Linked DNA regions of Homo sapiens: region 1 is linked to region 2. A link is an interaction called in ENCODE POLR2A ChIA-PET data of the cell type or tissue named here. Cell type or tissue: PC-3. All regions are shown on one strand. Links, peaks and the distances in the headings refer to the core of each region. The heading gives the core; the rest is flanking DNA. Region 1 overlaps PROX2 (prospero homeobox 2). Region 2 holds the start of LOC105370567 (a long non-coding RNA gene).

Region 1 (16,033 bases), core at 8,805-11,304, 200 kb before region 2:
TAAAATCCTATGTGCCTTCGCAGTTATCTTATAAGCCCTGTGTTCTATGCTTGTGTTTGTAGCTAAATTTGCTTCTCCAGTGGGGTTTTTTATTTCTGGTACCGAGGAATATGTATCTGGGAAAGAGTTAATGAGAAAAAAGTGCAGTTTTTTTAAAAAAAATAGACTTTATTTATTTTACTTTATGTTTTTAGAGACAGGGTCTTACTTTGTTGCCCAGGCTGGAATGCAGTGGCTATTCATTGGCATGATCGTAGCACACTACAGCTTTGAACTCCTGGGCTCAAGCAGTCTTCCCACCTCAGCTTCCTGAGTAGCTGAGACTACAGGTAAGCACCACCACATCTGTCTAGACTTTATTTATTTATCTATCTATTTATTTATTTTTTTGAGATGGAGTCTCGCTCTGTTGCCCAGGCTGGACTGCAGTGGCTTGATCTCGGCTCACTGCAACCTCCACCCCCGTGGTTCAAGCAATTCCCCTGCCTCAGCCTCCCAAGTAGCTGGGATTACAGATGCATGCCACCACGCCCAGCTAATTTTTTTGTATTTTTAGTAGAGACAGGGTTTCACCATGTTGGCCAGACTGGTCTCGAACTCCTGACCTCAGGCAATCCACTCCCCTTGGCCTCCCAAAGTGCTGGGATTACAGGCGTGAGCCCCTGCGCCCGGCCTAGACTTTATTTTTTAGAGTGGTTTTAGGTTCACAGCAAAATTGAATGGAAAGTACAGAGATTTCGCATATATCCCCTGCCTTCAACATGCATAGCTTTCTCCATACATGCAAATGTTTAATTAACAAAGGCAAGATTGCCTTTTTTCATTACAAAACTGAAAACATATCCATTAAAAATTTAGAAAATTCAGAAAAATAAAAAGAAAAAATAGAGAAAAAAATTACCTGTGGTTCTATTACCCATAAACAACATTTTGATGTATTTATTTCTCTATAATGTATGGGCGTGTGTGTGTGTGTGTGTGTGTGTGTGTATTTTTTTTTTTTTTTTGAGGCAGGCTTTCCCTCTGTTGCCCAGGCTAGAGTGCAGTGGCGCAATCAGAGCTCACTGCAGCCTCAACTTCTTGGTCTCAGTGATCCTCCTGCCTCAGCCTCCCTAGTAGCTGAGACTACTGGCACAAGCCACCACAATGCCCAGGTGATTTTTTTTTTGGAGAAACAGGGTTTCGCCATGTTGCCTGGGCTACTCTCAAACTCCTGAGCTCAAGCAATCCTCCCACCTTAGCCTCCCAAAGTGCTAGGATTACAGGCATGAGCCACCATACCTGGCCTCATATTTTTCTTTGTATTTTTAATATCTAATTTTCTCTTACCCCCCCACTCCAGTTTTATAAAATAATGTTACATAAACTTTACTTAAACACTATTTTTCAAAACGGTTGCATAATATGGCATCATGTAGATTATACCATACCTTAACTAGTGCCTACTCTTATTAATAATACTTGGATGGCCATCTTTGACATAAATTTATGAGTCTAGCCATCATTTTCTTGGCTTAACTTCATAGACATAGACTCACTGATTCAAATGGTATAAACATTTTTAAGTTTCTTAATATACAATCCATGAATATTTCCAAAAAATATATGAAAACTGAGCAAGATTACTGAGAATCAAAGAAATACACATAATGAGGTAACATTGTCACCTACCATAACGGCAAAGATTTAAAAGACAATGCCCAGCGTTGATAAAGATAAGGAGATGTATGTTCTTTTATAGATACATTGGTAGGAGCATAAATTGGCTATTTAAAAGTATATATATACAAGTAACACACGAATATATTCTTGTAAAAATTCAATTAATATAGAAATACACAGAGTAAAAGTTGAGATCAGGCATGGTGGCTCATGCTTGTAATCCCAGCACTTTGGGAGGCCAAGGTGGGTGGATCACCTGAGGTCGGGAGTTAGAGACCAGCCTGACCACCATGCAGAAACCCTGTCTCTACTAAAAATACAAAATTAGCCGGGTGTGGTGGTGCATGCTTGTAATACCAGCTACTTGGGAGGCTAAGGCAGGAGAATCGCTTGAACGTGGGAGGCAGAGGTTGCAGTGAGCCGAGATCACGCCACTGCACTTCAGCCTGGGCAACAAGAGCTAAACTCCATCTCAAAAAAAAAAAAAAAGTTGAAGGTTCTGCTTCAGTCCCTCCTCTCTACCCCCAGTCAGTTGGTACATTTCTGGAGGACAGTTGGAAAAGAAGTAGAACAGTTTAACGTAGTCTCAGCCTTTGATGCAATATTTTCACTTCTAGAAATGTAGTCCCCAAAGAAATATGTAGGAGTGTTAATCCCAATATTATTCATAATAACAATAGCTACAACTTATCAGCAATAAGTAAGTGCCAGGAACTGTTCTAAAAATATAACATGTGTTAACTTATTGGATCCAGATGTGAATTCCACAATAACCATAGATATTATGGTTATGCCCATTTTACTGATGAGAAAACTGAGGTACGGAGAGGTCACAAACTTAGCTAAGTGGCTCTAGGGATTCAAGTCTAGGCAGTCTGATTTGTGGGTCTATGTTCTCCATCTATCTCCATACTATCTTATTTTTTTTTTTTTTGAGACGGAGTCTCGCTGTCGCCCAGGTTGGAGTGCAGTGGCGTGATCTCGGCTCACTGCAGGCTCCGCCCCCCTGGGTTCACGCCATTCTTCTGCCTCAGCCTCCCGAGTAGCTGGGACTACAGGCGCCCGCCACCATGCCCAGCTAATTTTTTGTATTTTTTTTAGTAGAGACGGGGTTTCACTGTGTTAGCCAGGATGGTCTCGATCTCCTGACCTCGTGATCCGCCTGCCTCAGCCTCCCAAAGTGCTGGGATTACAGGTGTGAGCCACCGCGCCCGGCCTGTCTATGCTTCTATAATAGTGAAAATATAAGAAGGAATCTATCAAAGGAGAACTTGTTAAGTAAATTAGGGTACATCTATACAATGGAATATTATCAGCTTTCACAACGTTGCTGTAGATTGATATTCATCCACATGAAAGATTTAAAAATGGAGGCATAAAACTATATATCTATAATACCATTTTTGTTTATATATATATATATATATATATATATATATATATATATATATATATAATTACGAGAAATTATAAACTTCTCTGTACATGGAGAAAAGAGCTTGGCAAAAATGATGAACACCAAAATTTTAACTGATTTTCTCTGGGAGTGGCATTAGAGTGTCTTTCTTTTCCTCTTAATACATTTCTATATTTGGGAAGTAAAATGATCCTACATTACTTTCATCGTCTAAGAGATGCAATAAAGCTATTTTTAAAGGATTATGACAATTGCTACCTCCATCAGTGAATATGAGAGTGCTAGTAGCTAATTTTCAAACAGAAAGCATCACTGCTTCATGCAGACTTACCCAGATAAAGGGCTGTGGGCAGCACGCCGGCCTCAGCACAGAGGTTTCCTGTTTCTCAGCAGCCCAGAGGCAGAGTTTCCATGATTGCATGGGCGTAAACATCTCTGGGTACCCAGCCACAGTGGAGTCTGGCTGGATTTCCAGTTTCTGGCCTCAAGATATTTCTGTTCATTGTTGCTTCATTAAACACACTGGTCCCATCTGTTACCCTAGTAGATCTGTCTTCTGGAGCACACAGACTACACGGAACCTCAGAAACAATACCTTGAATAACCCACAAGGGAGATTCAGCAGCTTTAGTGGTTCTATGCTCTTCTCCTCAATGACTCTATCTACCCGTCTGTCTTTCTGTCTGCATTGATTTTGTTCCATGCACAAGCCTCCATGCTAGGTGCTAGAGAGATCTGAAATAAAGTATTGTCTATTGAGGAGACAAAAATCAATATAAATGAAGTATTTATGGACAATTTATTCAATGGAGTTAGCAAACATCTGGTAACATCTGGCAGTCAGGCACTACTTGGGAACACAAAGAGGGAGCTCACAGACCAAAGGGGAAGATGCATTGATCACTTCAGAGAGGAAGTGACATTTCAGTTGGATTTTGAAAGAGGAATAAGAGTTTGTCCGTGGAAAAGTGGGAGAAGGGCTGGTCGGGCCAAGAGAATGTAAATGCAAAGACACGGAGGCTGGAAGGAGCCTGGCCTGTTCAGTGAACACAAAGTCCAGGACAGCTGGACACAGGCAATTGTTGAGGGTAGTGGCTCCAAAGGAGTTAGATCGAGACCATGTTTGTGAAGAGCTGAGACATCTGAACCTTCTAGTCCACAGGAAGCTAGCAAAGACTTTGATTCCATAGAGGGGCATAAGCAGAGCTAGCTACATTTTAGAAGATTAATACCAGTGGCAATGTCATGGGGAAAATGGAAACAATCAAAAGAAAATTTCCACCAGTTCCCATCACATTTATCCACCTGCCTGTACTGGTGTGCCTCCACTGCTCTTCCTTTTGCTGCATGGATGAACTGAGCATTCCCCTGTCTAAAGTCAATCCCTCCTTGTGTGCACTAGATCTCTTCCCCTCCTTCCTACTCAAGCACATGGCTCCAGAAATTCTCCCCCTCTTGCCTACATTAACATATTTCATCTTTCTGCAGCAACATTGTTATCAGCCTACAAATATGCTGTTATTCTGCCTATCTTGAAAAACTCTCTCTTGACCCCATTTTCTCTTTCAGCACTGTCTCATTTCTGTCCTCTTTACAAAACTCCTTGAAAGAGTTGTCAGATTCAATGTCACCTACTCCTCTTCTTGTCCTCTCCCTTAAATCCACGTCAATCAGGCTTTTTTCTCCCTGTACTCCACCAAAACTGTTGATCAAGATTCCCAGTGACTCCACATTACTAATTCAAATGGCCAATTTACTATCCCTTTGTGACTTGGCCTCTCCCTCCTCCTAGAAACATTTACTTCACTTGGTTGCCAGGACCTCGCACACCCCTAGGTTTCCCCCTGCCTCTCTGACTGCTCCTTCTCAGTTGCCTTGGTTGATGCCAGCTCATGCCCCCAGCCTCTTCATGTCCCTGTGTCCCAGGACTTGGACCTTGGCCCTCCTCCCTTCTCTGTCTACATTTACTCCCTTCGTGACCTCATCCAGCCACATGCTGACCACCCTCAATTTTACATTTCTAGCCCAGATCTCCCTGACTGAACCCCAGGCTTATTTCTACAATTGCTTTCTGGTTTTTTGTTTTTTGTTTTTCGAGACGGAGTCTTGCTGTGTCACCCAGGCTGGAGTGCAGTGGTGTGATCTTGGCTCACTGCAACCTCCACCTCCTGGATTCAAACAATTCTCCTGCCTCAGCCTCCCAAGTAGCTGGGACTACAGGTGCCCGCCACCACACTCGGCTAATTTTTGTATTTTTTAAAGTAGAGACAAGGTTTCACTATGTTGGCCAGTCTGGTCTTGAACTCCTGACCTCGTGATCCACCCGCCTCTGCCTCCCAAAGTGCTGGGATTACAGGCATGAGCCACTGCACCCAGTCTCCAATTGCTTTCTTGACATCTTGACATTTAGATGTCTGTCTAGTACTTATATCAAATTTAACATATCCAGGGTATCGTTGTAGTGTCCCTGTTGGTTAAAATATCAGTTCTGCCAGTTTAATTACTATGATTATGATTTTTTTTAGACAGAGTCTCGCTCTGTTGCCCAGGCTGGAGGGCAGTGGTGTGATCTCGGCTCACTGCAACCTCTGCCCCCCAGATTCATGCCATTCTCCTGCCTCAGCCTCCCGAGTAGCTGGGACTATAGGCGCCCGCCACCACGCCTGGCTAATTTTTTGTATTTTTAGTAGAGACGGGGTTTCATGAATGTTAGCCAGGATGGTGACCTGTGATCCACCCGCCTCAGCCTCCCAAAGTGCTGGGATTACAGGCGTGAGCCACCGCGCCCGGCCCAGTTCAATGATTATTATTAGTTAGAAAGCAAGTGACGTGGTTGGAGTATAGTGTACTTTGATGCTTTGTGGGAATAAAACAGCTTTAGGCAGTCTTTCCTGAAATAGCTCCCTCCTTCTCCCCAACCGCTCTCTCCAGTTTCCAACCCTTTGTTGTGCTTTCTCTTCACAGCAGGTATCACACACTGAAAATATATTTGTTTGTTTATTCTCTGCTTTCCCTGCTAGACTGCCTGTTCCAGGAGGGCAGACTATGCTGATCTTGCTCACTCCATGAGCCCAGAAGAAGGCCCGACACACAGCAGGTGCTCAATAAATAGTTGTTCAATAAATAGTTGAACAGTGAATGCGTAATCTGATTTTTCCAAGAGTTAGGACGGCAGTGTTTTTTTTTTTTTCTTTTTCTTTTTTTTCTTAAGACAGAGTTTCACTCTGTCGCCCAGGCTGGAGTGCAATGGAACAATCTCGGCTCACTGCAACCTCCGCCTCCTGGGTTCAAGTGATTCTCCTGCCCCAGCCTCCCAAGTAGCTGGGATTACAGGCGCATGCTACCACACTCAGCTAATTTTTTTTATTTTTAGTAGAGATGGGGTTTCACCATGTTGGCCAGGCTGGTCTCAAACTCTTGACCTCAGGTGATCCACTCGCCCTGGCCTCCCAAAGTGCTGGGATTACAGGTGTGAGCTACCTTGCCCGGCCTGAATTTGCTTTTTTTTTTTGAGATGGAGTCTCGCTCTGTCACCCAGGCTGGAGTGCAACGGGGCAATCTTGGCTCATGGCAACCTCCACCTCGCAGGATCAAGTGATTTTCCTGCCTCAGCCTCCCAAGTAGCTGGGATTAACAGGCGCCCGCCATCACGCCCAGCTAATTTTGTACTTTTGGTAGAGACAGGGTTTCTCCATGTTGGTTAGGCTGGTCTCCAACTCCCAACCTCAGGTGATCCGCCTGCCTCGGCCTCCCAAAGTGCTGGGATTACAGGCGTGAGCCACCGCACCCTGCCGAATTTGCTATTTCTAGAAGTGCCTTGGGTGATTCTGTTGCCCTTAGTCACTAGAAAAGTCACTCCGAATCAGACAACGCTTGGTTTGACCCCAGTCTGTCACTTACGAGCTGCATGACCATAGGGAAGTAGCTTCTTCTCTGATCTTGTTTTCTTATCTGTAGACAATAGGCATGACCACATTCTCATGGAGCTGTTATGACACATTAATTAAATTAATGGATGTAGAGTTCTTGGCATAATGCCAGTTGTTCAGGCGGCTGCCACTACGATATTATTATTATTATTATTATTTTATTGTTATGCCCAAGCAGGAGAAGATTTTTCTCCCTGTAAGATCACTCTCGGAGTCTCCTCAAAGTGGGGTTCTGAGACCAGCAGCATCAGCATTACCTGGGAGCTGGCTTAAAATGGAGAATCTCTGCCCCACCCCACATCTACTGAATTGAAATCTACACTTTAACGAGACCGCGTTGAATGTTTGCACATTCACATTTTAAAAGGACTGTTCAAAGTCACACGTACTCTTTTCTTCCTGTCTCTAATTTCAGGAGTCTGCCCAGGAGGTTCATGAGCCCTGGCATCCCAGAATCTGAATCCTTCCTCAGTGACAGTGGCTCTTTACCCTTCTAAGTGCAGAGGAGGAAGCCCAGCGCATTCTGGGTGCACTTCCAGCTGAGGAAATAAGGAGGAGGAATTCCTGAAGCCCTGAACAAGTGCCTGGGATGGATCCAAACTCCATCTTGCTTTCTCCTCAGCCCCAGATCTGCTCCCACCTAGCAGAAGCTTGTACGGAAGGCGAGAGAAGCTCATCCCCTCCAGAGCTGGATAGAGACTCCCCGTTTCCCTGGAGTCAGGTCCCCAGCTCCAGCCCTACAGACCCCGAATGGTTTGGTGATGAGCACATCCAGGCAAAGAGGGCCAGAGTGGAGACCATTGTCCGAGGCATGTGTCTCTCCCCGAATCCTCTGGTGCCAGGCAATGCGCAAGCTGGGGTCAGCCCACGCTGCCCAAAGAAGGCCCGAGAGAGGAAGAGGAAGCAGAACCTTCCCACACCGCAAGGCCTCCTGATGCCAGCCCCTGCCTGGGACCAGGGCAACAGGAAGGGGGGCCCTCGTGTGAGAGAACAACTTCATCTGCTGAAGCAACAGCTAAGACATCTGCAAGAGCACATCCTACAGGCTGCCAAGCCCAGGGACACAGCTCAGGGGCCAGGAGGCTGTGGCACGGGGAAAGGCCCTCTGAGTGCAAAGCAGGGGAATGGCTGTGGGCCTCGCCCCTGGGTTGTGGACGGTGACCACCAGCAAGGTACCAGCAAGGACCTCTCTGGGGCAGAAAAACACCAAGAGTCTGAGAAGCCCAGTTTCCTTCCTTCTGGAGCACCAGCTTCACTAGAGATTCTGAGGAAAGAGCTGACCAGGGCAGTGTCCCAGGCTGTGGACTCGGTATTACAAAAGGTACTATTGGATCCACCAGGCCACCTGACTCAGCTGGGCAGAAGCTTCCAGGGGCAGGTGGCAGAGGGTAGAAGCGAGCCCTCACCTCCTGTGGGAGGGGCCTGTAAAGATCCACTTGCTTTGGCTGCCTTGCCCAGGAGGGTCCAGCTACAAGCTGGGGTCCCAGTAGGAAATTTATCACTGGCCAAGCGTCTAGATTCTCCTAGGTACCCTATCCCTCCAAGAATGACCCCCAAACCCTGTCAGGATCCCCCAGCAAACTTTCCCTTGACTGCACCTTCCCACATCCAGGAAAATCAGATTCTTAGCCAGCTACTGGGTCATAGATACAACAATGGCCATTGGAGTAGCAGTCCTCCCCAGGACTCATCTTCCCAGAGGCACCCCTCCTCAGAGCCTGCCCTACGACCTTGGAGAACTACTAAGCCGCAACCATTGGTCCTGAGCCAGCAGCAGTGTCCCTTGCCTTTCACCTCTGCCCATCTGGAAAGTCTACCCCTTCTTCCCTCGGTGAAGATGGAACAGAGAGGCCTGCATGCTGTCATGGAGGCACTGCCTTTCTCTTTGGTCCACATATCCTTTAATAGCAATTGAAGTTCTCATTGTTGGCCAGGTGCAGTGTGGCTCATGCTTGTAATCCCAGTGCTTTGGGAGGCCAAGGTGGGAGGATTACTTGAGGACAGGTGTTCAAGACTAGCCTGCACAACATAGCTAGACCCCATCTCTAAAAATAAAAAATTATCTGCACATGATGGCCCATGCCTGTAGTCCTACTCAGGAGGCTGAGGCAGGAGGATTGCTTGAGCCCGGGAGTTCGAGGTTACAGTGAGCTATGATTGCACCACTGCACTCCAGCTGGGCAACAGAGAGAGACAATGTTTCAATAAATAATTTAAAATACCATTGACACTGTGCAGAGAAACAAGAAAACTAAAAGTTGAAGAGGAGCTGGGGACAGATCACTCAGGGTCTTCTTAATGTTGCTCTGGGCCTTCAGCTTATAGTGGTGACCACATTCTGGAATTTAAGGACCTGGGAAGGTTCACTTAGCTTCTTCTATGACCCATCGGGTTCTGCCACTTGACTTATTCCTTTGGGTCTAAAAGGGTTTTGTTTTGAGACTCAAATAGGCTTCTGAAATACAATGAATACCCTAAGGAAGAAAGAATCCATAATTTGGTTGTCAGCCACCCATAAACTTAGGAGGAGAGGGTCAAAGGAATGACGTCATCTAAGGTATGGCCTCCCCAACCCCATAGCTCTACAAGCAAAAATCCTATATTGTGTAGATAATTCCTGGGGAGCAGATGAGGAACAAGAAACTTCTGGGCCAAATGGAAAAGGAGTTTTCCTCGGGGATTAAACCCAGAGAGGTGGCTGGAAACGGCCAGAGGTCTCCAGTTTAAGGAACAACTTCCAAGGTGCAATGGAGTGCCTGGAGACTAGGGGCTGGGCATATGAAGGGAGAGGAGGCTCCCCATGAGGAGGCCTGAGTGGCCCAGGCTGATCTGCAGGGCTCTGGATCTTATTGCATCATCTTTGCAACCCTTAAGTAGACACTACTCTCTTAATGTATTTCCCAGAGTAACCCTCGGGATATTAATAATTGTTGAGTTAGAAGAAAAAGTACCTTGGGGAAATACTGAGATAGTTTCTTTTCTGCAGGAATTCTCAGAGCCTTTAACATGAGTAAATGGAAGCTCTAAGAGGAGAATGTACACAGCCCCAAACCCATATGACCACTTCTAACAAGCATCTTGCAGAACTTAAGTTCTTGAGAATATATTTTGGATGTTGCTTTTTAAGCTAGCTGTGCTCACGCTGCTGCTTCTTGTGTGCAGCTTTGAGGGGAATCTCCAGAAGCTGATGAGTCTATGGAGTTGCATATCCAGGTGGGAACAGTCGTGTCCTTTGCCTGGCAACTACTGTGAGGGCAGCAGGATGGGGTGGGACCAGCTCATTACCATGCCAGAACCTGCCTTTGTGTCCTAAATGCCATGAGCGCCCCCTGCCGGTCAAAAGTGTTGGAAACACCCCAAAGCTTTCCTGGAAGTTAGCGAGCAACTGTAAAACCAATGCTGAGAACACTTCACTTGCCACCACTCTTGGAGGCAGAGATTCCACCATAGACAGATTTTCTTTATAAGAAAGGCTACCTGTCTGGGCCTTTGATAACCACTAGTTGACTCTCCATTAAATTCAGACAGCTGCAAAAACACCTCAGTCTCCCAGAATTTGCTATTTGTTGAGCACCTACATGTGCCTGTTCCTGCCCCCTAAATTGGGGATTGGGCTCAGAGAGCTTCTGGAGGTTTGGGGCCTATCCTAAGAAATACCTAAGCCAGGACTGGCTGCATGGGTGAAGTACTTGACTATCTTTGGAATGACTTGGGACCCCCTAGCAGCACCCTGGCCCCTCAACTCTTCCCTCATTCCTGCTGCCTATATTCCAAGAGATTTATTCCTGTGGGCCATGAAAGCCACCTGAGAGCAAGCTGCTTTACAGCATAAAAAGAACGTTCACATTCACATGACATCCTGTGACATAGGTAGGGCAGATGTGAAGATCACGAGGGGAGCATTGACAGAACACCTTCTCGGTGGCAGGCATTGCTACCAGCACTTCACACATATGTGCCCACCACCACTTAGCTACAATTCTGAAACCCATAAAGCTTTGACAGGCCCTATGATTTTCCCCCCCTAAGAATGATGCAATCTTTTTTTTTTGGTAGCAAAACCTGGCTTGCACTGATTGGAGGCTATTAATAGATTTTATCCCACTTAGTATAGTCATACGTTCTGCTGCAGAAATGTTAATGTATTGGATTATACACTGTCTCAGCTGTGGATGTTAATTAATGTGTGGTACACACATCGTATTATCTTTATAAGCTAACAAATTCTGAAATCCAAACTCCATTTGGCTCAGCATTTCAGATAACGGGTTTAGACCTGTATTATCTCACCGTTCTCAAGCATCCACTCTAAGATCGGGTATCCGAGAAGCAGAGACAGAGAAGGGAGCTAACTCGTCCAAAGTCCCAAGACACACTAATGAGCAACCAGGATTTAAACCCGGGATCTGATGGCCAAGTACAAGCTTTAACCACTATACTCCACATCTTAGCAATGAGGCTCAGAGCAGTTAAGTGGCTTGCCCAAGGTCACACAGCTAATAGATGGCAAAATCAGTGTCTGAAACTGGGTCTTTGGAATCCCAATCCAGGATTCTCTCCACAGCATTTGTGGATCTGTAGGAAGGGTAAGTAGGGGCTGATGGGGCAGCAGGGAGGGATCTCCTGTGCAGCAACTAGGTGCCTGGGCCACCTATAACCATAGTCAGTTGGTCTGGTTTCTTTTGGTTAAACAGATTCATCCTATGTGGAAGTCTTCACTGTCTTAAGCTACAGCTCTCGGATCTGAGATCCCAGGTTACTCTGTGTAATGCTTCTCACCCAGCCTAAGGACTGTCCCTAAAAATGCAAAGCGTATTTGTGTAAATCTTTTTTTCATTTCCGTCCTGCCCTAGTGCTAGGCAGTCACATCACAATTCTCCGACTCTTGTTAAAGGGGAAGGAATCTGTCTGTTCCCAGAGTGAGGTATAGTTTGGAATCTAATTTCCATATATGTGTATGGATTAAGGTTGACCGTTCACTCACTTACTCCTTCACACAACAAATATTTATTGAGCACCTGCTATGTTCCTAGCACTGGGCTAGGCACAAAGATGAAAAGATAAGGTCCTCACTCTCAAGGAGCTCACAGTCTAGACGAGACAAACATACAGTAAAAATTCCAATAAGGTCATCGCTGCAACAGTTTGTACAAAGAGTCTTCATAGCCCAGGGTAAGGAAGGCCTAATTTGGCAAGGAAGGGTTTAACAGAGGTGGGAGCTTCTGAGCTGAGACCTGAAAGATGAGGGATAGTTCTGCCAGGCAAATGGAGAGTGGGTACCACCCAACCATTCAAGCTTCTTGAGCAAGAGCAAAATATGAGCTGGTATTCAGCCTGCTTAGATGTTTGCTGGTTATAAAGGCAACACTGTGAAGGCAATGATAAGAGTGACAGCCAGAATGGGGACCACCTAGTTTACTCTTCTCGTTTTACAGCTGAGGAAACTGAGGCAGAGAGGGGAAGTAAATCTCTGCTTGGGGTTTTGAAATGGTTTATCTGGGATAGAATTGCCATCTCTTCCCATCCCACTTGGACACCACACACACACACACACACACACACACACACACACACACACACAATACACCAACCTGTATTTGACATCTAAGACACCACACACACACACACACACACACACACACACAAAATACACCAACCTGTATTTGACATCATCTATGCTACATAACTTTTCCACATCGAGATGATTTTTACATTCTGTGACTTAACTGTGCACATATGTCATCCAGCTTATTTGACCAGAGTTTCCAGAGACAGAAAAATGGAGCAAATACACAATTCCAATCAGAAAAACAAAATGAAATCAAATAGAAACCACAGGAACAAGGAATTCACTAGTTAATTGATAAACTGGCATTTTAAAGTGTTCATTTTCCTTGACACTGAGATAAATCCAGGAGGGTCTAAACCCTGGTCACTTGAAGAAGGCCAAACTAATGTTTTTCTTCACACGATATCCCAGCTCCAACCTCCTGAAGGTTTATTTTCCTGATGTTCAGGTAAAGTCACTCAACTAAATGGCAGCTTCTGCAGAACTCCCAAGAGGCAGTGTGTTTTGCCTGGTGTGAGGCAAGTCCTAGGTCATCATATGTGCACTTCAAGCTCCCCTTAGTGTTGCTGATGGAAGCAATGTCCAGTTCTGGGCTGAGACTCTACCCAAATAACCGTGAATAACTTTAGGCTAGAAAGGCTGGCTGTCTAAATTCTTAAGCTACTGAGCTGTAGATAATCCCCAAAACAGAAACACATGGGCAGGAAAAGTAGAGGGAAACAGAAACACTAGTTAGTGGCCTTTTTGGCTAGTTTTCTGCCTTGGCTGGGGACACTATGAAAAATAAAATATAGGCCAGGCACAGTGGCTCATGCCTCTAATCCCAGCACTTTGGGAGGCCGAGGTGGGCAGATGACCTGAGGTCAGGAGTTCGAGACCAGCCTGACCAACATGGTAAAACCCCATGTCTACTAAAAATACAAAAACTAGCTGGCGTGGTGGCGTGCGCCTGTAATCCCAGCTACTCGGAGGCTGAGGCAGGAGAATCACTTGAACCCAGGAGGTGGATGTTGCAGTGAACAGAGATCACGCCACTGCACTCCAGCCTGGGCGACAAAGCGAGACTACATCTCAAAAAAAAAAAAACACACAAAAACAAACAAACAAACAACAAAAAATATATATAGAGAGGGAGAGAGAGACAGAGTGTCAGACACTGTCAAATTTATGTTCAAATTGCTATAGTTCAAAACTGAGTGAAAGTACATACAGATGAAGTGTGACAATAAGGAAAATCAAACTAATTGTTGGGACCAGACCTCCCCTGTTCCCATAAAAGGTTTCTGAGGGCCTCTTTTACTTTGGGTGTTGGGTTAGGGGCTGTTAATACTTTTGGTCTACATCATTCAAGCTTTTCTTTCCCTCATATTCAGTTGGTTGGTTGATCCCTGAAGCAACCTCTGATTTTGATTTCAATTCATTCCACAATTCAAAGTTGCTAATAAACTGCTCCCTGACCTACATCTTGCCCTTCCCTTGGCCCTTTATCCAAGTGGAAGGCCCCAGGCCTGCCATGCAGTCCACCTGGGTGCAGCAAAATCTGGCACCACACTGGTCGTGACCCCTAAGTCCCACTCAAACACCACAAAAAGCTTTTCATGGGTAAAACAACCCCCATAAATCTAGCATATCAAAAAAAAGTTATGTTCTAATGGGCACTGTAGCTAATTTAGATTTTTCTGAGTATAACTAAATAGGCTTGGAAAATAGCGGTGGCTTCGCTTCTTTTTTTAAAGGAAGCCCCTGTTAATGCTGGTTAAAGCCGTATATGAACCCCTATACTGAGCTGGAAGCAGACAGTTCTAATTCTGAGCACCTCGTGGCAAATGTCTGACTGGATGGACCTCTTGTTTGTACAGTTCAACCGCTGCATTACCTCCCAGATGATCAAGTGGTTCAGCAACTTTCGTGAGTTTTATTACATCCAAATGGAAAAATCTGCCCGGCAAGCAATTTCAGATGGTGTCACAAATCCCAAAATGCTGGTGGTTCTCCGCAATTCAGAACTTTTTCAAGCTCTCAATATGCACTACAACAAGGGAAATGACTTTGAGGTAAGACCATGTACTGGGTTCCCATGAGATCTGATGAGTGTCTTCCCTATATGATTCGAGTTTTAGGAAAGATCCCTCTTCTGTGTCTCCTTAAGTTACTGAGAGCCAGGGCAGCCTGGGCCAATCTCTGTATCATCCACAAAGATTACAGCCTCAACATCTTCACTTGGGCAACAGGTGGAAGCAGCAAACTGAGTCAACAGCCAGTCTTCATTCTGAAGCTTAGTGAGAGGGCTGCCAGGTGTTACACCATCTTAGACTGAATACCCTGTCATTATCAAGTTACATAACTTCCTGACCTTTTTGCCTTAGTGCCAGGAGGCTCAGGACTGAATGCTGAGCTCAGTTGTGGCACCTAGTCTTGGCCTAGGTTTTCTCAACAATTTCTATGCTTTTCATGATTTGATTCTTATCTGTATTTTCCCTTGAAAATGTATCAGTGGGCCTTCCATAGCAAGTCACCTCAAATCCTTTCTGGAAATAACAATAAACAACACTCAAGCTCAGTCCCTCGGGGATCCCTATGAAGGCACACTGGTGGCACCTCAGAGGTAAAGCGTCAGTGAAAGGTGAGCCTAGGTGTCACTGGCGCACATTCCTAATCAAGAGATGCATGTTGCCTCATGCACAGCTGACAGCTGTTAGGCTGGCATCTGATTCTGCAGGTGCCGGGTATATCTGGTCACAGATTACACTTCCCTCTTCTTGACTTCTCCCTTGACTGTGATCACAAAGAGTGGTTTATTGATACCTCCAAAAAATACAAGAACTGTGGTCATCCACTGGTTGACTGGTGAGTCAGAGTATGTTTGGAAAGCTAAGACTACCTGTGGGGAAAATTGTCCATGTCTCCCTTTCTGAGGCTCAAGGGGTCACGGCCAGTATGGGACAGGCAGCACTGCTGCATCTTTCCACATAGGGTGGTCATTTGACCTGCAGTGGCAGCAAGCCCCAAGCCAAGCTGGGTCTGGAGCTTGGCAGTGGGGCAACCCATCATTCATGGTGCCAGTCTGGGTTAGGATTCTAGAACAGCACCCCCGTCAACCAGCTCTGAAAGCAGGAGTGTAAGCTCTTCAGACCCAGCCCTAAAAGGCAGTGGAATGAGGTATGACAGTCAGAAGCTTGGGGGCACTCCTTTCCACAGTTAGTACTAGGGAAAAGAATACCGAAGTCTCTTTGAGCCACAGATTTACTTTCAGTAAGATTTTCTGACCTGCTTAGTTAAAAAGTCGCCCATTAGCGAGATCAGCTCCTCCTACAAAGGAAGTGTCCTTAATTCACCTTCTCCCAGGGCTTTCTCACTGGAGCTGTCTTATCAAGGTTTGTGTCTGATGAGGAAGCAGAGGAGTCCTAGGGTTGCAGAATCAGGGGCCACTAGAGCAGGGATGCTCCTAGCCCACTA
Region 2 (16,033 bases), core at 5,484-7,983:
GTACTTGCAGTCTGCTAAGTAACATGCTGGATCCTGAACCAAATTAGGACATTAACAAGATGTTTAAGGCTCTGATGTCATTAATGTTCTCATTTTTTGGCATACTTTTAAATGTATCTGATCAAGTAGAGGCAGAAGCTGAAGGGAAGGTAGTAAAAGTTCAATCCACAAAAGAATGCATCCTAAGAAAAAGGAAAGGTCATTGACAAATTCATAAATGGGCCTGGGGATTTTGGGGAAACAGCTTGCCTTTTCTCCTTGATATTCCCAGGCTAAGTTTAGAGCAGACTGTCAGGAAACAGTTTGTGTGTGTGTGTTTTGTCCTTTGTTTCATTTAAAAATAATCCATAGTAGCAGTTCTTAGGGTGTTCATCAGAAATACCTCGCCTGTAATCCCAGCTACTCAGGAGGCCGAGGCAGGAGAATCACTTGAGCATGCAAGGTGGAGAGGTGGAGGTTGCAGTGAGCCGAGACAGTGAGACTCCGTCTCAAAAAAAAAAAAAAAAAGAAAAGAAAGAAATACCTGAGCAATTTTTTTTCTTCCTGTATAAGCTCATAACCTGTTCCGAGAGATTCAGATTTAGAGGTCCCAGGTAGGGCCACCAACACTTGTATAAATATATATTTTAAAAGCCATGTGAATCTTTTTTTTACCCACTGGTTAGCAACTATTGCCCTGTTGTATGTAATTGATTTTCCTAAAGCAGTATTCTGGCATTATGACCTCACCTTCTGTCTTTTTCCTGGTAATGTTTTCTTCTACATTTTGCCTGTTAACTTAGGTAATTTTGACCTTATATTGGGTCTTTGTCTCTCTGACTGTCATAGTAACACCTTACCATCTTTTTCCAGCTGCTGATGTGTGGGACTGGAGACATCAGTGTGTCTGACTTCAAAGCCCATGCAGTAGTTGTTGGTGGCTCATGGCATTTCAGAGAAAAGGTAAATGGACCAAACTTCTTTCAGTTGGATTTGTGCCATGTTATAAGGAAAAAGTTTCAGAAGAAAAAAGTAGAGGAGGCCGGGCGCAGTGGCTCATGCCTGTAATCCCAGCACTTTGGGAGGCTGAGGCAGGCGGATCACAAAGTCAGGAGTTTTGAGACCAGCCTGGCCACATGGTGAAAGCCCGACTCTACTAACAATACAAAAAAAAAAAAAAAAAAATTAGCTGGGTGTGGTGGCACATGCCTGTAGTCCCAGCTACTCGAGAGGCTGAGGCAGGAGAATCGCTTGAACCCAGGAGGTGGAGTGAGCTGAGATCACGCCACTGCACTGCAGCCTGGGTGACAGAGCGAGACTCTTTCTCAAAAAAAAAAAAAAAAAAAAAAAGAAAGGAAAAGAAGAAAAAAGTAGGGGAGTCAAAGCAGTTGATATGTTTTCTGGGAAAAAAAAATGATGCATGGGGAAAGATAGGTGGTTGTCCAGGCAGAAGGGAGCCCTGATCCCTAAGGGCTGTCATGCTGACTGCCACAGGAGTAGTAAATTGGAGATGGCGAAGAAAGAGAACCAACAGTCAGTGACTACCCTCCTAATCATGTGACAGTGTAAATTCTTGAAGTGCTTGTCAAACTGTTCCTACCCTGTGTCCTCATAGAACGGTAACTGGGGCACAGCCCCACTTTAGTGTATCTTGTTCCTTCCCCAGGGATCTAATCCTAGCTTGTTTACTGTGTGTGATCCCAGCCTTGTGCTCTCCCTGCCAGGTCATGAGGTGGTTTTGGACTGTGGTTTCCAGTCTGACCCAGGAGGAGTTGGCTCGGCTACTTCAGTTCACAACAGGCTCCTCTCAGCTACCACCTGGAGGCTTTGCCGCCCTCTGTCCCTCATTTCAGATTATTGCCGCTCCGACCCATAGCACGCTGCCTACTGCACACACATGGTAGGTATCTGCCCGCCTGATGCATGCCCAGTGTTTTTGGTGGTATGAGTTAATCACTTCTCCCTTGCCCTTCCAGTTTTAACCAGCTGTGCCTCCCTACATATGACTCCTATGAAGAGGTGCACAGGATGCTGCAGCTGGCCATCAGCGAGGGTTGCGAGGGCTTTGGCATGCTCTGACCACTCTCCTGTCATCCAGTTGGCTCCCATGCTCTCTGGAGCTTCTGGGCGCAAGTTACAGACATCATAACCACTGATCCTAACACACATAACCATCAGCCAGAAGATGCCGCATGCTCCCCTGTGTCTGGAGGATTTTGTCACCTACAAGCCTTGTCTTTACCTCACCTGCTCCCTGCCCATATCTACCACAGGCCACTTTGGCATGGTATGTAAGCTGAGCTCTTCATTCTGTCATGAGAAGAGGACCATGCTGCTATCATTTATTTGGTCCTTTGAAGATCTCAGTAGCTGAGGGAGATGGCACACGGGGCTCAGCCCTGTTGGGAAACTGGTGTGGAGACCCTTAAATCCACACTGTGCTCCAAAACTCCCTCTGCTGATACTCCTTGGAGACACCCTCTTTGGCCCTCACTACTTGACCAGACTGGTACTTGAGTCCTTCTCATGGGTGGGGTGATTGCCTCTTCTCATCAGGAGCCAGGAGAGAGGGGGACAGATAGGAGGTGGCCCATAGGAGCAGTCCCGCTGCACAATGGTAGGCATAGGCCATGGCACTGGACTGCCTCTAAGGACTGCTAAAAAGAATATTTTTTTGTGGTGTCAGAACTGGAAAAAGCACTTTCCCTTCGGGCATTTCTGGAAATGATTATTAATCCACAAAGAAGAACTCTGTAAGCTTTTTCTTGAATTGTAGCCAGTGAGAAAAGCAGATAGACTGAAGAATATGAAGGATAGCTGAGCTGTAGCCTCCAGAGTGGGGCATGCCTAGGCATATGGCTGGCTTGGAGACTACTGATGCTTTTCCCTGAGTTTGTTATTGGCACTGAAGTATGGCCGGCTTGGGCCACTGACTTCCCCATTATGTAGTCTGCTAAAAGCTGGGGATCCTTTAGCATTCTACTGAAGAAAATTTTGTAGCAAAAGATTAGAACAGTAAGAATAGTATGCCAGCAATCCCTGATTCTCTCTCTGCTTGGTGTTCTCTGGCAGCACTAAGACAAAGGAACAGGGACTAGGAGTTTACGTGCTTATCACAGGTCCTTGGCGTCAGGACACTAGGGATGAACATGGAGGTGATATGTTACACAGTAAACACCTGCCAACCCCTGTACTCCCCTTTGCTCCATCAGTTATCAGGAAGGAGAACTAAGGAGGGAGGAAGCTTATTAGGTTCACTGTTGAATGATGATTGAAGAGTACCTGCTGCTGTATCTTGGAAGATGACAACATCCTTTTTCATTACTGTTTGATTGAAAATAATTTCAAGATTCAAAATCTCATTGACTTCCCAAATTTGTGTTTTTAAGAAGGCTTTGCTGCAAGCTACCATTCCCAATGGGGCAGTCAACTCTGAGAATATTACAAGCCATCTTTATTGCCAAAACCAGCAAGTACACAGAGTCCTGAAACAAGGCAGGACTTTGGCAATGCCTTGGCCTCCTGGAAGCATGTCTGAGCCCTCCTGTTCGCAGGGATCATGAGGAACAAGCCCTCCTGAGCTGCTACAGTTCCTGCCTGACCTCAGTCTTTCGCAGTCATCATTTGTCCTTTCTTGGCACATGGGTGCTGACCTCACTCATCCTTGGGGTCCGGGATCCAGCATCAGGGTCTCTATACCCCAGGATCCTCCATGCCACATGGTCACTGCTCTCCTCAGGGACCAGGACAAGGTGCTGCTGCTTGCCCAAATGTTTTCCCATGGGATATGTACCGGAAGGTTTATCACCACCCTGGGAAACATAATGCTGCCCCTTGGGCCCAGAAAGGGGTTTCCAGCTGGGGGCACGTGGACTGGTTCTGCTGTTTTTGGCAGTCGCTTTTCTGAATTCTCCCCTCCGGCAGCCTTCCAGAGACTGATCCTGGAGATTGAGTTGATTGTCTTGGCTAGACCTGTCATTTTAAGCTCTAGTCATAGCACTTTTTCAGAGCATCTTAGGCACCATTGCAACCCAACCAGGGAAGCTGCATCCCTGTGGTGGTCCTTAGGCACCAGTCTTTGTTAAACAAAACCCTTTGGCACTATTGTGGTTTTCTATTCTCTGTCTGAACTCTATTCAAAAGTATCTTTGCTCTCTTGGGCCTTTTCTTTTACTGTTTTGTTTTTTTTTTTTCTAATCCTGCTTTCATACTAGCCAGTGTGGGGAAAAGGTACAATATGTCAAAGAGATGAGAGAGTGTTATTTCTTGGGCAATTTTCTATTAGTGTTTCTTATTTTGGCCAGTTCTTTTATTTATGTCCTTGTGACCCAGGTACTTGGGGGGCCAGCTACCCTTCTGGCCTTTTAGCGTCTTTGAAGGAGACCAGACATGAGTGAATACCTAGGAGAGTGTCAGCATGTTTCTGGAAAATTGGCAGAGACCAAGCCCTGCTGCAGATTCGTCAGGCCAGGTGAAAGGGCCAGGCAGTTGCAGCTGATGATGTAAATATTTTGTACAGTAGATAAATAAATGTTTAAAAGAACTAAGGAGTGAGTGGCTGCTTTAAATGGAGATTCATGGCTTGACTGGAAGGTGGGGAAGGAAAAGATTTGGAAATGATTTTGCATTTCCCCAGGAATTCCTCCTGAAGTGGTCGGCTCGGGGTAGAGTGTACACCTGGAGTCCTGGCCTGTCCCACTCTTGCCCTTTCACCCTTCCCTGATTGCTGTCCATGGTGCCAGGCAGGGCCACTGTCTCAGCCATGGGGAGACGAGGACAAGTGTTTATGCTCAGTTTCTGAAGAAGGAACCGGTTAATCAGTCTTTAAACAATAATTCATTGTTGTTTTACTACCTAGAAATTCAATATAGAAAATTTGGAAATAAGAAAAAGAACAAGGGAAATAGGTAAGTTGCTATCCAGAGGTAATCACCGTTAACACTTTGATAAATAGCCTTTTGATTTTCATATTTAAGCACACATTTGTCTCCCAACATCTCCCTCACCCACAAGGGGTTTGGGAGTGGCAAACAAAAATACTGCTCCTAAGAAGTTTGTTGGCGGCAAGTCTTACCGATTCTTTTCAGCTTACAAAGGTAAGCTTGGAAGAGAAGAAAAAAAACAGACCTCTGATTTGGGCCTAGAAGGAGTAGTATTAAGGACCCTGACTTTCTTGGGAAAGTAATTATGATGTCTTGTATATTGGTTCCCAATCTGGAAAATGTTAAAAAAATTCCCTTTTGAATTTAAAAACAAAACAAAACAGATCCTTGCCCCCACCCCAAACAGTGCATTCTCCTCTTACCTCATCAAGCTCCTGAGTGATATGAGATATCTTAAAGGGCCAGGCACAGTGACTCATATGTATAATCCCAGTACTTTGGAACACTGCAAGGCAGGAGGGTCACTTGAACCCAGGAGTTCGAGGCTGCAGTGAGCTATGCCTGTGTCACTGTGCTCTAGCCTGGGTGACAGAGCGAGACACTGTCTCTCTTTCTCTTTTTTTTTGAAAAGGTGGGGTTTTGGCATGTTTCCCAGGCTGATCTTGAACTCCTGGGCTCAAGTGATCCACCCACCTCTAAAAGTGCTGGGATTAGCATGAGCCACCGTGCCTGGCTAAGACACTGTCTCTTAAAAACAAAAAAGGTCTTAAAATTCTGTCCTTCTAACTGTACATTTTAAGGTTATTTGTATCTTATACACTTGCTGTTGTGGCTTTGAATAGGTCACTATGAACATTGATCCAATGAGTGATTTTAGCCTATCAAGTCATTCTTATGACTCCATAAATACTAGCTTCAGCTTCTTGTATACTATTGCCTCTGAGCTATTGTAGATAGAGCTTTGAAACCTCTCTCCAGCCCCAGTTTTCGCTGTCAGGACCACAGCGAGGTTCTCCAGCAAGTGGCTTGAACCCTAAGGGCTCCTTCCCTCTACTCTGGCTTCACATAGACCTTCAAGCATAATAAACCAGTTCCAGATAATGTGGAATAGTAAAAGTATTACAGGATACTAAAATTCCTTTTTTCTTTTATTTTGAGACACAGTATGTATAAAAAAGGTATTAACATGTGTAACTTATGAGTAATAGGAAATGCACAAATAGCCACCATCCAGGTCAAGAAATAAAACATTGCAGCACTGCAGAGCACACTCTCGTCCCATCCCACTAAAGGTAACTACTGTCCTGACTTATGATCATTATTTCACCAGGCCCCTTTTCAAACAGCCTGTCCTCACGTTAATAGTGGGGAGGGGCGGCTGGGTGCGGTGGCTCACGCCTGTAATCCCAGCACTTTGGGAGGCCGAGGCGGGCGGATGATGAGGTCAGGAGATCAAGACCATCCTGGGTAACACGGTGAAACCCCATCTGTACTAAAAATACAAAAAATTAAATGGGCGTGGTGGCGGGCATCTGTAGTCCCAGCTACTCGGGAGGCTGAGGCAGGAGAATGGCGTGAACCCAGGAGGTGGAGCTTTCAGTGAGCCGAGATCGCGCCACTGCACTCTAGCTTGGACGACAGAGCAAGACTGTGTCTCAAAAAAAAAAAAAAAAAAAAAGTGGAGAGGGGCAAAAAGAGCCCACGTGTGTCATGATAAGAAGCTAACCAAGGTCAGTTTCTCCATAGTAATTTCTAGACCTCATAATTGGTTTGAAAAGTCTTCTGAGGCCATAATTGCCCTGTGAGAATCTAGTCTGGATTCCTGATGCTGAATCTGATTAATTATTCTAAGACTATAAAGTATCTTATTTCTGTAAAGATTTTTCCTCCAGATACTCCAAATTGGATCTCCTTTGTTTTTATACCCTAAACCCTAAGCAGTTTTTGTAGGCTGGTCAGCAGGAAATTCTTGAGTATCATGTATGTGTAGTAGTATTAAAAATGACTCAGCACTAAAATGTCTCAAAAATTGTGGAATAGGCTAGTATTTCTAACTCAGAATACTGAGTCTGCACACCACCTAACAGCTATCCCAAAGTTATTGGTGAGCTTAGTTTTTTTTGTTTTTGTTTTTTAGCTTTTATTTGGAGTACAGGAGGGTGGATTTAGAGATCTGCAGGTCATGTTGACCTTGGTTTGTATCCAATAGAGTGGTGCTGCCTAGAGTTCAGATATACCTTGTTATAAATATCCCTTTTTTCCCCTCCCGGATTTAGTTTGCTTTAATTTTGCTCATATAAGGACATTTTATGATAGCCACAGCAGGGACCTGGTTCTCTGGAGTGAATTCAGGTGTGGTCTCTATAAGATGGGCAGTTAATTCCTGGAAGGAGATGTGGAGAACACAGTCTCTTTCCAGAAGTCAAGGAATGATACCTGTAGGTTTTTCAATATGGTATCAGAGGTGGCTTTAGCACAGTTGTTCAGGCTGTCGATATAGCCCTGACTTGTCAATACTAGCCAGCAGCAGCTTCTTAACCATGGGATAGTGGCAATGTTGGTACCTCTAGGGATAGGGATCAGACACACCAGCACAGAATCATAGCATCCAGTCACCTTGCAAGAACAGAGTGGGACTCCCCATCTAGTTCCCCTTGTAGCCTCCCTTCAGGGAGATGATGGATAGTTTATCCAGATGAGGCCTGTGTTGCTATTTCCCTGGAATACCCAATAATAAGCAGGCCACCATGGCTTTTGTAGTCTGTGATGGCTGTGAATGCCTGAGACCAGGTTCACCTGGCAAACCAGGCAAATTTCCAAGTGAGGTTTTAGGAGTTCATCTTTTAGGTATGACTCTAGGAAGAAGTCAGTCTTGGAGGTAGGAGAGGAGGCTTCTTTATAAACCTCATTATGTCCTCTACCAGATGGTCCATCCTGTTGACAGGAATTTACTTGTATCCTATGTTTCTGACTCTAGGGGCCCTGGGCCTCCAGCACTCCTTGCAGGATAGGCATCTCGTGTCACTGGGTGTTTTCTCGAAGAAGGTACCGTTGGACACGTTTGCATCAAGTTTGCAAAATGGGACCCTCAAAGGATAGAAAACCATGAATTGATGGGCTTGAATTTTTTTTGTTTTTTTGTTTTGTTGTTTGTTTTTTTTGAGACAGAGTCTCACTTGGTCACCCAGGCTCGAGTGCAGTGGGATGATCTCAGAGCTCACCGTAACCTTCACCTCCCAGGTTCAAGCTATTCTCCTGCCTCAGCCTCCCGAATAACAGGTGTGTGCCACCATGTCTGGCTAATTTTTGTGTTTTTAGTAGAGACGGGGTTTCACCATGTTGGCCAGACTGGTCTTGAACTCCTGACCTCAGGTATTCCGCCTGCCTCGGCCTCCCAAAGTGCTGGGATCACAAGCATGAGCCATGGGGCCCAGCCAAATGTTCATATTTTTATTTTTAACTCCCGTGGTTCAACTTTGGGCAAGACAACCTTCTTTCAGTATCAGTTTCCTGACCTGCAAAATGATGCTATTAACCAATTAAGAAAATCGACTAATAACTTAAGAGTTCTTGGGAAAAAAGTTTTCCTATATATAGTATGTGTGTTACCATGCTGACTGTGACTTAGGGCCCTGGTAGTTTCTGTAGCAGGAGGCTGTATGGGTCTGGGGGCAGTTGAGAATGCTAGAGTCGATGACTGGTGTGGAAATTCCCAGGGGGTGGTGACTCTGTTTTTCACCTTGCCGTGTCCAGGCAGGCCAGAGAGAATGAGTACTCAAGACACCTGGCCCAAACATTCATGAAGAAGACACCAAGTCAGAAGAGACTTCCTCCTTTGCATGATCCTGTAAGGACGGAAGAGGTATTTGAGGGAGCTGTATCTCAATCCTATGTCATGTGGTAGGAACCTTGACTTCCTTTAATTCACCTGATTACTGAATCATGATAATAGCTACCATTTTTTTTTTTTTTTTTTAGCTCTTCCCATATGCTAGGAGCTTTAGTATTTATTGTCTCATTCACAACAACCCTGCAAGGTATGTCTTGTTTTCTCCATTTTACACAAAACACAGTTGAGGCACACAGAGGATAAGTAACTGCCAAGGTTTCTTAGCTGGCAAGTGGTAGAGCTGTATTTGAACATGGGTCTGTTTCGTGTCGAAGCCCAAACTCCACATTTCTGGTTTGTCTCTAGCAGATTAGTTTAGACTAAGAAACAGCCCAGGCACTGGGCCACTGTGCTCGCTGACTCTGCCTTGTTCACTTGGTGATGCTGTGTGTGACAGATTAACACTTTATACCTTGGCTTACCTATCAGTCACTTGGGGATTTGGGATTTATGGGAAAAGGCCCTACTCATGCAGGGTAGAGAGATTTTAAGAGATACAGCTATTAGTAATGGCTTTAGAATCTTTTGCATGTAGAAAGTTCCTTAGACTACCAACTAATGAGCAAAGTGACTTCCAAGTTTAAGTGAATTCTATATAAAGAATACAAGACACCCTTGAGGATATAACTGAGGAAAAAGGCCCTGAAATTTTAGTATCCTTGCTTTGGTGGAAACTCAATAGGTATCAAATGAAATAATGAGGTCAGATATGTTACATAATACCCTGATGTTTATCTCTGGTAATTAAGTCTGCAGAAAAAGACTTATTGGAATAAATCTTTTGTCTCTAAACTCTGCTCATATGAAATAGCACCATTTGGCAAAGGCCAAATTCCTGGTGGATATCTCACTGAGGAAGCAAACATTTTCAAGAATGCCAGAGTTAAAGGGAGACAACACACACCCTAAACAAGACTGTGAAGATACTATGAAACTATTCTGTTGAAACCATAAGCATAGTATCTTTTCCAGGGTGAGGGGGTTTCTGTAACTCTCTTGAGTGAAGTCGCTCTTTCTGCAACCCCCCACTTCACCTGCATTATGGATTTGCACATAAAGGAGTTTTTCTGAATCTTCCCTTCTTCTACAGACCAACAATGTTTCCTCTCTCCTCAGAACTCCCACTTGAGGGAGTTGCCAAGACATTCCTCTGTTTGCCCATTAGCAGAGTCAGGGATATCAGAGTATTTGCAAGCCAGCTAGAGAGCCTTTGATGGCTTTTATGTTATGTTGAAAACAAAATGTTGTGTTATTGTGCAAGAGGAAGATTATGTGTGTGTCATCATTTTGTGCTTGGTCTCCTACGTCCAATCCTGCTCTAAGTTGTCATTTCATTTCCTAACCTCCTCCCCTCCCAGTCAGGTATTTCTGTTCCATCCCTGGGTTTGTAGCCTCCCTTTTTTTTTCTTGAGTTCTGTGCAGCTCTGCATTTCAGCAGACGTTTCCTATGTATCAAGCACTGTGCGGGGAGCTAGGGACACACAAGGTAGAATGTGATCCTGGCCTCTGAGAAGCTTACAATCTTGGGAGACAGATATAAACAATCTATTTTCCTTAGAGTTTCCTTCTCCTGAAGCTTGGGCACCCAAACCCATCACCACTGTCCCCCCCTTCAATAGTTTCTCCTGTTTACTTGGTGGGGAGCATTTCTTTATGTATTTGGAGACTTTCTATATTATAGAGTTGCTGTTGCTACAAGTGAAATTAGTCTAGCTTCCTACAGAGAGGGAAGTTACTCTCTCCCTGTTGATTTTCAGAGAAGAAAGAACCCTTGTAAAGATAGATTCCAAACCAAGAGACCCAAGGAGCAAGCGCATTATTGTGCCATAAATAGGCCATCACTTGGGCAGGTCCTGGGACAGCCTGGGAAAGGGGACTCGGTAATCTTAGGGCCCACTCTCCCTTTAATCTGCTCTCCCAGACAAAGCAGACCGGAAGTGTTGACTTTGGCAATAGGGAACTGGCCAATAGCCTGCAGCTCAGTGAATGAAATTAGAATCTTGAGTGGATGGGGAGAGGGAGGTATCTCCAACACTAATAGCAATCAAAGGGTTTGTGCTATGGTTATAATCAGTGTGGCAGAGGAAAGTCAAAGGAATACCATTTCCAATAAACTCAGAGGCGTGAAAAGGCAAATCAATTTTATGAACACCCATGAAATTGGTTGGTTGTGACCACTATGGGTGGAAACACTGAGCTTCAGTGGAATTTCCCTTAATATTAAACCAGGAAACTAGAGTCCCTGGTTATCTCTCTGTCGTATACAGCAGCTGACATCTATTCCTCCTGGGGATTGGGCAGATCTTAAAGTTGATGTCCTAAGCTTCTGACTGGGATCACAGCTCTGGATAGGGGTTGGGTCAGGCCATCGCCTTTAGAAAACCAGTTATTTAGCCTCTCTTTCCAATGGGATTTCTCTGAAACCTTGTTCATGATGATGCCAACTTGTGTCTCCTTGAAAAATCAAAACAATGGAATTAAACTTGGGTGTTCTCCTATAGATCTAGCATTTTATGTCACAGTCAGGGTAGACAAATGTGCTGTTGGCTCCTGGCAGGCTCATGTGCAGCTCTGGAGATGTTCTAAAGTGGGTGCAGTCAACAGCCACCCATCTGCATACTCCGCAGTGGTCTGGTTTAACAATTCTGACCTATCATCCCTCTAAACCTTGAAAACTCTGTGGTCTTGGCGTCCAAGCCATGTCTTCCAGTAGACTCTCACACCCAGAATCAGCAAAACCTCTTTTGTCAGACCATATCTTGAGTTTAGGCTTCAAAAAAATGGCATCGTGGGTTAGCTTTGTGGGGCGGGGTGAGTAAAACTCCAGTCCTGACTTTTAGGGGTATGGCTGGTCTTGGGGGCTTGGCATGGTGGGAAGAAGGGGCCAAGATAGTGGTTGGCATGAGGATATGGAGAACTTTGGAAGCAGAGCCAGAGACTCTGAGGATTGAGGCCCAGGAAAGTTTGGCACGAGTAACAGCTGGGTATTTAACCAGGAACAGTCACTCTATTTTTCTGAGCCTTGGCGGTATGTCAGAGCAACAAGCAGCTCTAGCAGGGTCTACGTCCTTCCTATTGTCTCCACCCCAACCTCACTCATCGTCCCAAACATCTGCTTCCAATTCGGGCCCTTGCCTTCTTGTCTGATTCCTGTACAAACCGCGGGTGGCACGGGTGAGGGGCAGGTCTGCAGGTGTGGACTGGGGAAGAAGAGGAAGGCTCTGGAAGAAGCTGCTTACAGGTTTAGTTTCAGGTCCTGATGAAGGAGTAAGGATTTGATCTATTAAAAAATTTTATATTTGTGTGTGTGTGTGTATACAAAATGTAAACAGTAAGTTGTTTCACTTCCTGGGTAAAAGTAACAATCTGAGGGAGGGAATTGGGACCAGCTGGAGAAGTCTCTGCGCCATCACATGGCCTGCTTTTCAAAGGCAGCACAGAGTCACTCCAGAGGCAGCAAACTGAAGTGATTAGTGCCCACAAGGAGCAGCCGAAGGTGCTAATGAGGTATTAACACCGCTTCTCCAGCTAGCAGCTGTGGATACTCCGAACAGACCAGTGAGGCAGAGCAGCAAAAGCAGCCTGGAACTGGAGGCGGCCAGGAGAGGAGCAGCAAGCCGGTGCCCACAGTCAGCCACGGCACCCTCAGCAGGCCCATTAGGAGGAATTGAGAAGCTTCTCCAGTGTTTGCCCTAAAATCTCAATCCATTTTAAGTGACAGAAAGTGACAAAAAACACCCCAGAGGAAAATACTGGGGCCTAAGGGAGTAATCTCAGAACTCTTGTAATAATAATAATAATAGCAGCCAACATCTAATACATGCTTACTCTGTGCCAGGCCCTATTCTAAGCACTTTGTCTGTGTTAATTCATTTAATATTCACATCATTCTATAAGCTGAAGACAATCATTATTCCCATTTTACAGATGAGGAAACTGAAGTACAGAGAAGTAAGTTGCGCAGGATTACATGTCCAGTGGATGGATGTAGGTGTCAAATTGGCTCTGACACGTTTTCTCACACAAGCCCAAAGGAGGTGGAGTTAGGGGCAGGACAGACAAGTCTGGAGAACACTGGTAAGAGAGTTGCTAGTGTTCTGTTCATCCTCTAACCCAGGGAGACATTGTGTAGGTCTGTGACTTCTGGGACCCCAGGGAGCCAGTCTGGCCGGCACTTCTTTGTCCAGTCCTGCTGCCTGGTGCCTCCTGAGGTTTCTGTTTCCCAATCAGGGTACGGGTTCCATTCTCCACCTCCCTCTCCAGGGCAGGAGGCACCCTCCATCCCTCAATCCAAATAAGCTGGGAGAGATGCCTCAGGGAGTTGGCCAGGCTCCAGGCCCCTGATGGGAAGTGGAAGAAGACACTTACTAAAGGGCAAGATCTGGCCAAGACCTGTGGGCTACCAGGATCCCCATTAAACTTCAAAGCTGAGCGCTGAGGCCGAGCCCATCATTTGACTGGCAACTCAGGAGCTGGTTGGACAGACCAGCTCACCGTGGCGGGCCTCTGTCTTGCAGAGAAGCAACCGTGTGGATAGTGACAGGCCACAGGCCTCTTCCAGCTGTTGCTTCCAGGGCTGAGCCAGAGGCCACTTTCCATGGGCACAGCCCATTTTTACTAAGATGAAAGGTTCTAGGAGGCTTACCTGACCAGGCCAGAGGCCCAAGGACGGTGGCTGTGAAGCACCACCAGCTCTCAGTGAACGTGGTCTGAACCATCTCAGCTCGTTCCTGCCTTTGTTCCTTTACTTGTTCTGTGCACTCTGCAAGGAATGAGGCCCATCCCGTCCTTCCTCCCTGCTACCTCCCCATCCTTCAAACCTGGCTCGTGCCAGAGGATATGAGGATTAAATAAGAGAACTCATGAAAAGTGCCGGTACTGTGTCTGACACTAAGTGTAAAAAAAAAAATTAGTAGTTAGCAATAGTAAACCACTATCCACAGTTGTCTTTGGTTATGTTGTGGATTTGAATTTGGAAGATCTGGGTTCAAATTTCTGACTTGCCACTGCCTAGGTGTATACTCTGCATAAATTGCTTAGTCGCTCTTAACTTTAACTGGGAAATAGTGATTCTAACAACGTACAAGTGTACCCGACAGAGGGCACGTAAAGCTTAAATGAGACAATGGATGTGAATAGTGTTTTGTAAATCACAAAACATCCTCTTAATTCCAACATTGCCTCTCCCACGTCCACTGGTACTGACCTTGGCCTGACCTGGGTATAGCTAAATTCCTTTGCTCTTCCATTCAGCAAAGACAAACCAAGAATTTTTTCAGAAGAAACTTTGGTTTAAAAAATTAAAGGACTAAACTAAAGGAAAATGCAAAAGAAGAGGAGTGATTGGGCTTTTGGAATACTGATGTCTCCTGCTACTAAGTCCAACCTCAGGGGCCAAACTCACTGTCAGTTATGGCCATAGTTACCATTTGCTCTCCCTCCTCAGTCTTGCCAGGGTCTTCCTGACATGGATTCAGAGTTGAAGGGCACTGAGGAAATGAAGAGCCCAGAACAATTCTGAGCCACCCTCCTCCCTTACACACACACCCAGGATGTGGCTAAAACTTACAGACCTTAAAATATTATGTGCCCAAGCCTCACAGCAAGTCCAGCTACCAGAGGCCAGTTTCCTGAGAAGCTAATGAGGCTTACATTGAGGGCCGCTCACCTACAGGAGTTCCTTCCAAGGTCATATTTTTTTTCAAAGTCATAGTATTTGCTAAGGTAAAAACAACAAACAAACAAAAAAAACCAAAAAACTATAGCTAGGTGTGGTGGTATGCACCTGTAGTCTCAGCACTTGGGAGGCTGAGGCAGGTGGATCAATTGAGCCCAGGAGTTTGAGAGAGTAGTGCACTATGATCACACCTGTGAATAGCCACCACACTCCAGCCTGGGCAACATAGCAAGACCCTGTCTCCTCCCAAAAAAATTTAACTGTAGTCAGTCTCCACCCTGATTTCTTATCTGTCACACCTCCCTTCATGTCAGGCTGTGGTGAGGTGGCTGTGGCATTTGGGAGTATGACTAAAGGAATTTGAGTTGGGAATATACTCAGTTGGGCCTTCTGTAATATATTCATTTGGTTATGTTGGGAAAACACTCCGTTGGGTTGTATGTAATATGTGTATGTCATGTAGTATATTTATTGCTAACTGTCCTGATTATAAATGGCTTGTAGAAATAATTCCACCATACACTGTGCTGATTCACCTGACACAGTGGCAGGTGCAGGATCAGCAGCTGTCACATTGGGACCAGAAGTATGAAGACAGGAGAGGAAAAACAAGAGTTGAAATGTATGGAGCCAGGTGGGGTGTGGTGGCTCCCGCCTATAATCCCAGCACTTTGGGAGGATGAGGTGGGCAGATCACTTGAGCCCAGGAGTTCGAGACCAGCCTGGGCAACATGGTGAAACCCTGTCTTTACAAAAAATACAAAAATTAGACGGGCATGGTGGCAGGCGCCTGTAATCCCAGCTACTCATGAGGCTGAGGTGGGAGGATCACCTGTCACCTGAGCTTGGGAGGTTGAGGCTGCAGTGAGCCGTGCTTGTGCCACTGCACTCCAGCCTGGGTGACAGAGTGAGACCCTGTATATTAAAAAGAAAAGTATGGAGCTAGAAGCTAGTCTGTGAAAAAGCCTCTCAGTCCTCAGATGCTCAAAACCTACCGAGGTCTTCTGTTGCCTAAAGCTTACATAATTTTGGGATCCCTTTAAAAAAAAAAAAGAATACAAAATTAAATATGAAGGAAAATTTTGAAATAAGAAAAAAAAATCACAACAAATCCTAAAACTTAAAAAGCTGGCAAATACCACAAACATCATAAAGTCTAGACAAATAATCCAGACCTGCATCTTGGATGTGCCCTGTTGGCCGCCTGTGTGCCTGCCTCACCAGTCCACCATTTCATGGGAAGAGAGACGCTAAAGAATCATCTTCAGGATGACTGGAGTTTCCAGGAATAGAGAAGAATAACAATAATGAAATATGAATTTTATGCCCTTTTTTTGGCCTCCCTGTGCAGGTTCCTGGAGGGAGTACACAGTCCCGAAGGCAGCAGCTCAGACAGTTTCCTGAGTTGAGAGCCGAGAACTACATGCCAGGGGCCATCCAGGGTTCCTATGGTGCTGGCCTTTGCCATGTTCAAATACAAGGAGCACAGATTTCCTGAGTTAGAAGGCTATCTTGTTGTGACTAATTCCTTAGAAACTTGGGAGGACTTGCCTTGGCCCAAGGGCAGCTCTGCAGGAAGACAGGGTCACACAGCTTAGGAGACAC

The links. ChIA-PET counts read pairs that join two places held together with the same protein. Peaks named below come from ENCODE experiments on the same cell type or tissue, not always from the same donor. Only the 100,000 strongest peaks of a DNase experiment are listed, where the experiment ranks them.
Region 1: POLR2A ChIA-PET joins it to region 2 with 9 read pairs; 2 of 35 experiments call an interaction of 5 or more read pairs at or near these places.

The regions. Positions count from the first base shown.
Region 1 is chr14:74,855,399-74,871,431 of GRCh38, reverse strand. PROX2 (prospero homeobox 2) reads left to right here. Exons shown (of 6, transcript NM_001243007.2): 2 at 195-329; 3 at 7,424-8,902; 4 at 12,918-13,025; 5 at 14,437-14,631. The coding sequence starts at 7,598. LOC124903348 (a long non-coding RNA gene) reads right to left here and starts at 12,926. Exons shown (of 2, transcript XR_007064269.1): 1 at 12,666-12,926; 2 at 11,997-12,599. RefSeq lists an enhancer at 15,552-16,033. In PC-3, for the core only: a CTCF peak has its summit at 10,331 (motif pointing left); a DNase peak (open chromatin) is centred at 10,311.
Region 2 is chr14:74,649,745-74,665,777 of GRCh38, reverse strand. AREL1 (apoptosis resistant E3 ubiquitin protein ligase 1) reads left to right here. Exons shown (of 20, transcript NM_001039479.2): 18 at 853-942; 19 at 1,704-1,879; 20 at 1,956-4,522. The coding sequence ends at 2,058. LOC105370567 (a long non-coding RNA gene) reads left to right here and starts at 8,254. Exons shown (of 2, transcript XR_007064268.1): 1 at 8,254-8,724; 2 at 12,280-14,938. It also overlaps the pseudogene LOC100419503. In PC-3, for the core only: no CTCF peak of the experiment used is centred there; no DNase peak of the experiment used is centred there; H3K27ac peaks cover 1,293 bases.